Linked DNA regions of Homo sapiens: region 2 is linked to region 1. A link is an interaction called in ENCODE POLR2A ChIA-PET data of the cell type or tissue named here. Cell type or tissue: MCF 10A. All regions are shown on one strand. Links, peaks and the distances in the headings refer to the core of each region. The heading gives the core; the rest is flanking DNA.

Region 1 (4,386 bases), core at 193-4,192:
ACTTTTCTCCTCTCCAGCCCAGATCTCTTATCAAATTTCCACTTTCCTTCAGTTCTCCGGAAGGTTCTTTTTTATTTGTTTGAGACAGGGTCTCACTCCGTCGCCCAGGCTGGAGTGCAGTGGTGCCATCATAGTTCACTGTAGTTTCTAACTCCTGGGCTCAAGCAATCCTCTTGCCTTGGCCTCCCAAACTGTGGGGTTACAGGGGTGAGCCCCTGCGCCTGGCCTCCAAAAGGTCCTTATGGTAAATGTGGGTTGTCAGATGAGATGATTTCTTGAAGGCTCCTGGAGCGGAGTGATGACAGCGACTACCATGCCCACTGTAGGCCCACTGTGTGCCCGGTGATCCACCAAGCACTGTGTGGTCAGAGGGAAGTGAATTTCACCATGTTCTGGAAGTGGAAAAGGCTCAGTGAGGCTGAATGAGGAGGCATAGCCGCCTGAACCTCCTGGAGGCAGCACAGCAGGGCTGGGCTCTCTCCGAGGCTCACCATTTGTAGAGTATATGTTTCCCTCCAAGACTGGAAGACCGACTGCAGGACTCCAACTCAGAAGGCCATCCTTTCCTGGCTCCAGGGCAGAAGATTGCGCCAGGATGGGGGGCATGCTCGGGAGTCCTTGTAGGCAATGAGGGGGGTAGGTGGACACGAGCCGGTCCTCATGAGCTTGCCTTTCTGAGCTGCCCTGTGGGACGAGGGCAAGGGGCCCAGTGGCCAGACTTCCTAGAGAGTGCATTTGCAGGGGCTTGGGGCACCTCTTTGGGAAATAATTCAGTCTGTTTTGAGACATCACTCTCTCCTCGGGTGTCACCCCTTCAACTACCCATCTTAGAGTTCCATTTTGACCCTTCACCAGATCCCACCTGATGAAAGCAACTGGAACCTTAGGTCAGCCTCTCCTTGTATGGAAAGAGTGGGCTCAAGGCAAAGTGGAAGGAGCAATGGGCCCGCAGGAAAGACCCTGGTCTCCAGGTCCCAGCCTCCAGGGATCCTTCCATACCCCCACACTGCTTTCTTTCCAGGAATGTCTGTTGACTCAAAGCCCTTCGCATGCTGTGCTACGAACGCCACCTTTGAGAAGGCTGACGCATGATGGTTGTGTGAACATCCCTTCACAAATCAAACCATGTGTGTTCTCACAGGCAGCTCTTGGATGCCATAAAAGTCAACTCTGGGGTCCAACAGGCATGTCTTTCTCAGTTGACACCCCAGCCATCCACCTCCTAGCTCCATGCTGTCCTCTCTCCCTTAGGGCATGATGTAGGAGGCACACGATCTCATTCTCATTGCAAGGTGACTTCTTGGACCTGCTCTCCTTGCAGGTGGCCTGGTGATATGTGGGGAATTGTGGACCTCCCTATGAGGAAGAGAAGATGGAATCTGGGAACCATGGAAGTAGGGCCATCAGCCTCTCCCTTTAGCCATGTGGTTAATCCTGGTTGATCCCATGAAATGGCCATGAAATGCTGGAATCATCCAAACACAGAATTATAGGATGCAGGGGAACTGAGTCAGTAGAACCCTCTGATCTTAGAATCTTATGGTTCTTCAAGCATGGACCCATAGATGGAGAGTCTTAGAACCATAAGAAAATCAAATTTGAGAATTAAAAAAAAATCACAATGGGCCAGACAGGTAGTTCATGCCTGTAATTCTAGTGCTTTGGGAGGCTGGGGCCAGCAGATCTCTTGAACCCAGGAGTTTGAGACCAGCCTGGGCAACATAGTGAGACTCCGTCTCTATAAAAAATTAGCTGAGTATGGTGGTATGCACCTGTAGTCCCAGCTATTCAGGAGGCTGAGGTGAGAGGACTGGTTGAGGCCACAAGTTCGAGGCTGCAGTGAGCCATGACTGTGCCACTGCACTCCAGCTTGGGTGACAGAGAGAGACCACTACTCAAAAAAAAAAAAAAAAAAATCACAGTATCATGGAGTTCTGGAATCCTGCAGATTAATTATCCAGAATCCTGGTTCCCAGGCCATAACTTACTTCCCTGTGAAATGAGGGCAATAGACTCCCCAGACTTTCCTGTTGGGAAAGAGCTAAGTTTTGCTGCCACAGCAGCTCTTAGGGACCGGTTGGTGGCTGCTTGCTGGAGTTCCGCTTCTGGGCCAATACTGCCACCAAGTGGAGATGCCAGAGGAGGGCGGCACTGAAGGGGTGCCTGGGTCCAATCTTCCCCTAGAGGCAGTGCCCCTTCTGGGCAAGGTTGTGGGTGACATGAGCGGCGCCTCCTCCCTAGCCCTTGGCTGTCCTGCAGCCCAAGTGGGATTTTACATTGTGGGTATGACCTCTCTCATGGGAATAGTGGTGACCACAACCCCTGCTGAAACCTGCATGACCCAGCTGATCCCTGAGACCACAGGAGATGCAGTGTCACCATCTTTGGAGCATAAGCCAGAGCCAAGGCTCAGAGGCCAAGAGCAAGATTCACAGGGCTGCTGTTCACACATGGGCCTGGGCCTGGGCAGCTTGACAGTCACGCTCCTCCTGTCCACCCCCATCACCCAGGATCATGGGTCTTGGACTCCCTCATCACTGGAGATGCTCTCCTTCACTCTGGTTCACCCCCAACTTCACCTTTAGGGCCTCCCCTTGGCCTTGAAGATCCTGAGCTCCAGGGACATGGTGGGATTTTTAGAACATGATACAAGTAGTGAGTGCAGGTGGTTTATGTGGGAACATGGTTCTAGGGAACAGGAGAGTGGGGGGAACAGGTGAAGAGAAAAAGCCATTGGGGTATCCATTGACTGCCATCTTCCCTGGTCGAAGAAGCTGGGGCCCACTGTCCCTGGCGAGGCACAGGAGACATGGCTCCAAGGAGACATGATGTTTTGTTTCTTACAAGGCCAGTCCATCAGCCCCTTTGTGGGCTTCCTCCCTAGCATCCACCTCCTGCACACCCTTTCTGACTGTCAACGGCACCCTACTGTCCCATTTCATGGAGGGAAATCGAGGCCATCAGCTTCTGTGTCACAACCTGCAGTCTCTGCAGAGAGTTTCTGTCTCTCCCTCCTCAGAGGGTTGCTGAGGTTGTCCTCCAACCCAACGGGTCCAGAAGCTTCCTTGCTGGTTCCTTCCTTGCTGTTCCTTGCTGGTTGTCCTCCAGCCCAGTGGGTCCAGAAGCTTCGGCAAAGCATTTGTTCCTGTTCTGTCCAGGTTCTTCTCATATCAGGCTCAGCAACCACCTCCATACTCTCCTAAATCTTCCACCTGCCCCCTCTACCTGCAGCTTCCTCTTAGTCCAGAAGCTATCAGCTATTTAAAGTGGTATTATTTCTTTCCATTTCCATGTTTTGTTGCAAGTGCTGACTTTTAGTACATTGATGTTGTTTCCTGCAACTGTCCTAAGTTCACTTATTAGTTCCAGCAGACTTATTCTTTTTTGTAGATTTGTTGGCGTTTTCCATATAAACAATTGTGTTACCTGTGAATAAAGACAGGTTACCTCTTCCTTTAAATTCTAGATGCCTTTCATTTCTTTTTCTTGTCTTATTGCACTAGCTAGAAACTCCAGGACAGTGTCAAATAAAAGTGGTGAGAGTGGATGTGCTTGTGTTGTTCTTGATGTTTAGGGAGGAAACACACAGTGTTTTATTAAAGTGTGATGTGAGCTGAAGTTTTTCATAGATGCCACTTATCAGGTTTAGGCAGTTCACAGCTAGTTCTAATCTGCTGAGAGTTTTTATATAAATATTGGAATTTATTAAATGATTTTTCTGCATCTATTGAGACAATTATATGTTTTTATTTAGCCAATTAATATAGTGAATTGCATTAATTTATATTCAAATATTAAACTAACCTTGCATTCCTGGGATAAATCCCACTTGCTCATGGTGTATCATCCTCTTTATATATTGTTGGATTGGATATGCTAAAACTTGGTTAAGAACTTTTGCATCTATGTTCCTGAGAAGTACTGATCTAGAATTTTTTTTCCTTATAATGTCTTTGTCTGATTTGGGCATTAGGGTAATTCTGGCCTCATGAGATACTCATGAGTATTTCCAACTCTTTAATTTTCTGGAAGAGTTTGTGGAAATTGTTATTATGTCTTGCTTAAATGTTTGGTAGAATTCACCAATGAAGCCATCTGGCCTTTAAGTTTCTTTGTAGGAAGGCTTGTAACCACAATTCAGTTCTTTAAATAGCTATAGAACCATTTTGTTTATTTATTTCTTGTGCGAGCTTTGGTAGTTGATGTCTTTCAAGGAATTTGTTCATTTTACAGAAGTTGAATTTATACACATGTAGATGTTTATTCCTGTTTATTTTTTAATATCTATAGAATCTGTAGAGATGTCACCTTTCTAATTATTGAGATTAGTCATTGTCCTCTCTCTTTTTCCTGGGTTGTCTGGATAGAGACAGAAAGCCCATGGGT
Region 2 (4,386 bases), core at 291-4,290, 75 kb before region 1:
GAAGCAGGACCCTGGGCTCCATGGCAACCTGGTTCTGCTCTAAGGTCTCAACTGAGGTGTCAGTGCCTGGGTTTACCTCGAAGGTATTGTAGTGGGGTAGGTTGGGCACCCCCCTTCACATCCAGCTGGAGCCTTGGAGCAGGACCTCCTGTAGAACCAGGGTCTTGGCAGACATCCTCAATGAGTGACGTCGAGACCAGGCCATCCTGGATTAGGGTGGGCCCTGGACCCGTAACAGGTGATCGTCTAAGAGAAAGAGGAGGGGGATCTGAGATGCACAGATCGGGAACCAGCCATGAAGACAGGCCAGAGACTGGAGTGTGTGGCCATGCGCCTGAGGCACCTGAGCCACCAGGAGCTGGAGGAGGCTGTGCAGGGTCCTCCCCAGAACCTTTGGAGGGAGCATGCCCGGGACACCTCAATGTGGGGCTTCTGGCTGCAGAGTTGCGAGGAAATACCTCCCTTGCTGTTGTGAACCACCCAGGTTGTGGTAACTTGCTGTGGCCACCCTGTGATGCCAGTATACCTCCTTCCCTCATGTCTGGTGCCAAGGCCGGGAGAGTCAAATACCTGGGGCTAAAAGCATTGGGGTTCCTCAGATGATCCTCTTTGCACCCCTGCATAGGGTGTCTGCCCACACGGCCTCAGGGTCATGAGTTTTCTGCAGGCAGCCACCTGACCTGTCCAGCCGGACATGTGTCTCCCCCATGGGTCAGTTTGGGCAGCAGGTTGGGTCCCGTGTAAGGCTCAGGGCTGCTGGGCTCTGATGTCACCTGTTGCCACGGTGACTCTGGTTGCTAGGATCAGACTACTCCCTTCCTGGGCACACTGTATCCCGAATCCCCAGAAGAACCAAGGGGATCCCCCAGCACAAGGCTCGTTGGGGAGGGAGTCCTTGGCGCTCAGATTTGAGAGAGAGAGTCGGGGCTGGCCAGGGGGCGTGGCTTGGGCAGAGGAGAGTGCTCATGGTGACCCTGGAGGAGACCCTCCCTTCCCTCGTTCATTGCTCCCAAGGCCAGGTGTCTCTAAAGGAAGCCAGTTGTGGAGAATGTTGGTCCTGCAGTGGCGATTAATGCAAAGATGCCCTGAACAAAGCAGGACACACGTGCCTGCCTGCTACCCCTGCCCAGCTGCTGTTCTTGGACGCATGTGCTCTTCTGGTGGGACCCGTGAATACGTGGCTCACGGTCCTGGGGCACACCCCATTGTGTGAGGCTGGGGGTCTTGTGGGGAGCCAGGCCCCTGGTGTGGGTCCCTGCTCAGAAGCCCCACGCAGCCCCTGTTCTGCTGAGTGCGGCTGAAAGCCCCCCATACCCACAGCCCTCTGTCCTCAAATTTTTCTCATTTTAAAAATTGTGGTAAAATACCCATAACATAGGACTTACCATTTTAACCTTTTAAAAATAATTTAAATTTTTTAAGAGACAGGGTCTTGCTCTGTCACCCAGGCTGGAGTACAGTGGCGTGATTTTGGCTCATTACAGCCTCCGCCTCCTGGGCTCAAGCAATTCTCCCACCTCAGCCTCTTGAGTACCTGGGATGGTAGGCACGCACCACCATGCCAGCTAATTAATATATTTTTTCTTGTACTGACTGGGTCTCAGTATGTTGCCCAGGCTGATCTCAAATTCCTGGCCTCAAGCGATCCTCCCACCTCAGCCTCCTGAGTAGCTGGGATTATAGGCGAGAGCCACTGCATCCAGTGACTTTTTTTTGTTTGTTTCTCTAATAGCTGCCATCCTGATGGGGTGAGCTGGTGTCTCATGGTGGTTTTGATTTGCCTGTCCTGAAGGACTCGTGACTTTGAGCGTCTTTCCATGTGCTTGCTGCTGTTTATAGATCTTCTCCGGAGACATGTCTGTCTTCCCTCTCATTCTTGCATGCGGGCGTCCACAGGCTGACCCCTCAGCTGCTCAGCCAGGCCCCTGCTCCTGTCCACAGAGCCCACCCTCCAGGTGCACTCCCTGCCTGCCTCCTGCAGGTTCCTTTCCTGGGCATGGTGGCCCAGCCCTCTCTGTCCCTCACCTCACCTGCTTTCTTCATGGCATGTGCACATCTGACATGGTTACTAGTTGTGTGATTTCTGTCTGCCTTTGCAGTGGACACACCACAGACGCTCAGCCAATGCTTGAACCAGCAGGTGGGTGGGACTATGCCAGGACGGGATGGTGGCTCAGAGAGGGGCTGCCTGGTCTGGGGCCTGACAGGCGGGAGGAGGAGAGGCCTGTAGCACCCATTGGAGGTGTGTGGTCGCCCAGCACAAGAACAAGGGAGGAGGCAGTCAGGCGGGGGCGCTCCTGCCCAGGCCACGGAGCTTTAATTAAAACCCGCCCGGAGCATGACCCCACTCTGCCATGCATTCTTCACTTAATTGGGGCCCTTCAGGAGGGGCCGGCTGAGGTTAATTAAAAAGCCCAGCTGAAGACATTGTTGTCTTCCTAGCATCTGCTGCCAGCATCCGCCTGCCTGTGCCCAAGGCCTGGGCTACCGGGGTGGGCAGAACCATGCCCCAGGGGCCTCCAGCCCCCATGCCTGTCACTGCAGCCTGCAGCCAGCCTGGGCGGGGGACCGTGCTCATTGTTGGGTCCTTCAGTGAGTGCCCCCTCTGGCCTTAATGAAAAGGAGACTCTCCTGGATACCCTGAACTGATGGGCCCCAATGCCCCACCATGGGAGGGCAAGGCTGGCTGTGGGACACCAGAGCACCCCGGCCTGCCCCGGCCTACTTGTTTCAGCTCCTAACTCCTACCCTGGGGGTCTGGGTGCTGCCCACGGCTCCCAGGCGACTGCGCGGTGACCCTGCCCTCTCCAGCTCCTCTGCCCATCACCTGCAGGCCCAGCTACACACCTACACCCGGGAGACCCCTTTCTCAGGAGGCAGGGAGTAGCCAGGGCTGCCGTGGAAGGTTCTGGGTGCCACAGGAACATGCAGAGGGTGGGTGGCCCCGTGAGGGAGGCTGGCACGAAGGGCAGGGGAGGGCTGTCACACTGCCCTCTCAGCGTATGCCCGGGGGCTTGGCCGCAGTGAGGGAGACAGTGGTTGGAGGAGAAGGGGGAGAAAGAAGAACTCAAGCAGTCAGCGAGTGCCAGGCCCCCTTCTGCCCCAATGGGAGGAGATGATAGACGAGGAGGTGACAGAGTGTCACCGTGGCCCACAGGACAGCCACCCGCCCAGAGCCTGGGCACCCATCCGGGTCTCCCAGCGCTGTGGTCCAGGCCCGGAGGCCCCCACAGAGCCAAAGTAGGCAGGTGGTGGGAGGAGGTCCTGTGCACCTGGCACACAGGGGTGCTTGTGATCCAGGAGAGAGATGAACCCTTGGCAACAGCTGGGAAAGATCTAAACAACTGATGCACTGGTGCAATGGACTTGCAGGTGCAGACAGCAGCCATGCTGGGGGCTAGTCAAGGGGCCCCATTTGCTGACTAGGCACATGGCTTGGAGCCTGGGAGCCAGGCATCACACCAGGCTGGTGGTGTGGAAGCCCGAGGAAGCCCCTTGTGCTACACGGCAGGCCACGATGTCCAAGGGGCCGGGGTGGGATTCATGCCATAAAGGTGGAGGCTGCTTATCAGTCCCAGGCAGCAGAAGAGGGGACAGAGGCAGACGCCAGACCTCCTTCCTGACCCTGGACTGGCCTGCAAAGAAGCAATTCAGAGTGGGTGGTGGCCAGCTGCACACCTTTAGGCAGCACTGGGCCAGGATGGCCTGAGCAGAGCCACCTATGGTTAGGCACAGCCCAGGAAAGTGCCCACACTAACGGGGAACACACTGACCTCTGACCCTCCACCTGAGGCAGGCCAAGTGACACAGAAACAGGGAGGGTGACCAGGACTCTGTGTCTGCAGGGTCCCCACGTGATGCTCCAGACACAAAGCACACAAACCATCATGGACACTGAGCACGGTGCCTTGGCACCCCAACAGCACTGTGACCCCTGCACTATCCCCTACACTATCCCTCTACACTATGCCCCACACTATTCCCCTTCACTATCCACCTACACTATTCCCTTCCACTATCCCCACTACACTATCCCTCTACACTATCACCTACACTATTGTCCTACACTATCTACCTGCACTATGCCCCACACTATCCGCCTTCACTATCCACCTACACTCTCCCCCATACTATCCCTGTACAGTATCCCCCCTGCACTGTTCCCCTACACTATCCCCACTACACTATCCCTTTATACTATCACCTATACTATCGCTCTACACCATCCCCCCTACACTTTCCTCCCCTACACTATCCCTCTACAGCACCCCCTATACTATAGCCTGGGCAATATCACCCTACGCTATTGCCCTACACTATCTCCCCTACACTATGCCCCTATACTCTCCTGCCTACACTATCCCCCGTACTCTATCCTTCTACACT

The links. ChIA-PET counts read pairs that join two places held together with the same protein. Peaks named below come from ENCODE experiments on the same cell type or tissue, not always from the same donor. Only the 100,000 strongest peaks of a DNase experiment are listed, where the experiment ranks them.
Region 2: POLR2A ChIA-PET joins it to region 1 with 19 read pairs; 8 of 35 experiments call an interaction of 5 or more read pairs at or near these places.

Annotation. Positions count from the first base shown.
Region 1 is chr1:227,997,284-228,001,669 of GRCh38, reverse strand. No RefSeq gene overlaps it. Among named protein-coding and RNA genes, the nearest start is that of WNT3A, 7.5 kb to the left of the region's middle. RefSeq lists silencers at 2,021-2,070, 2,111-2,170. In MCF 10A, for the core only: a CTCF peak has its summit at 2,121; a DNase peak (open chromatin) is centred at 2,109.
Region 2 is chr1:228,071,948-228,076,333 of GRCh38, reverse strand. LINC02809 (long intergenic non-protein coding RNA 2809) reads left to right here. Exons shown (of 1, transcript NR_158166.1): 1 at 1-2,425. Among named protein-coding and RNA genes, the nearest start is that of LINC02809, 2.4 kb to the left of the region's middle. RefSeq lists enhancers at 438-938, 939-1,439. In MCF 10A, for the core only: a CTCF peak has its summit at 2,298; a DNase peak (open chromatin) is centred at 2,273.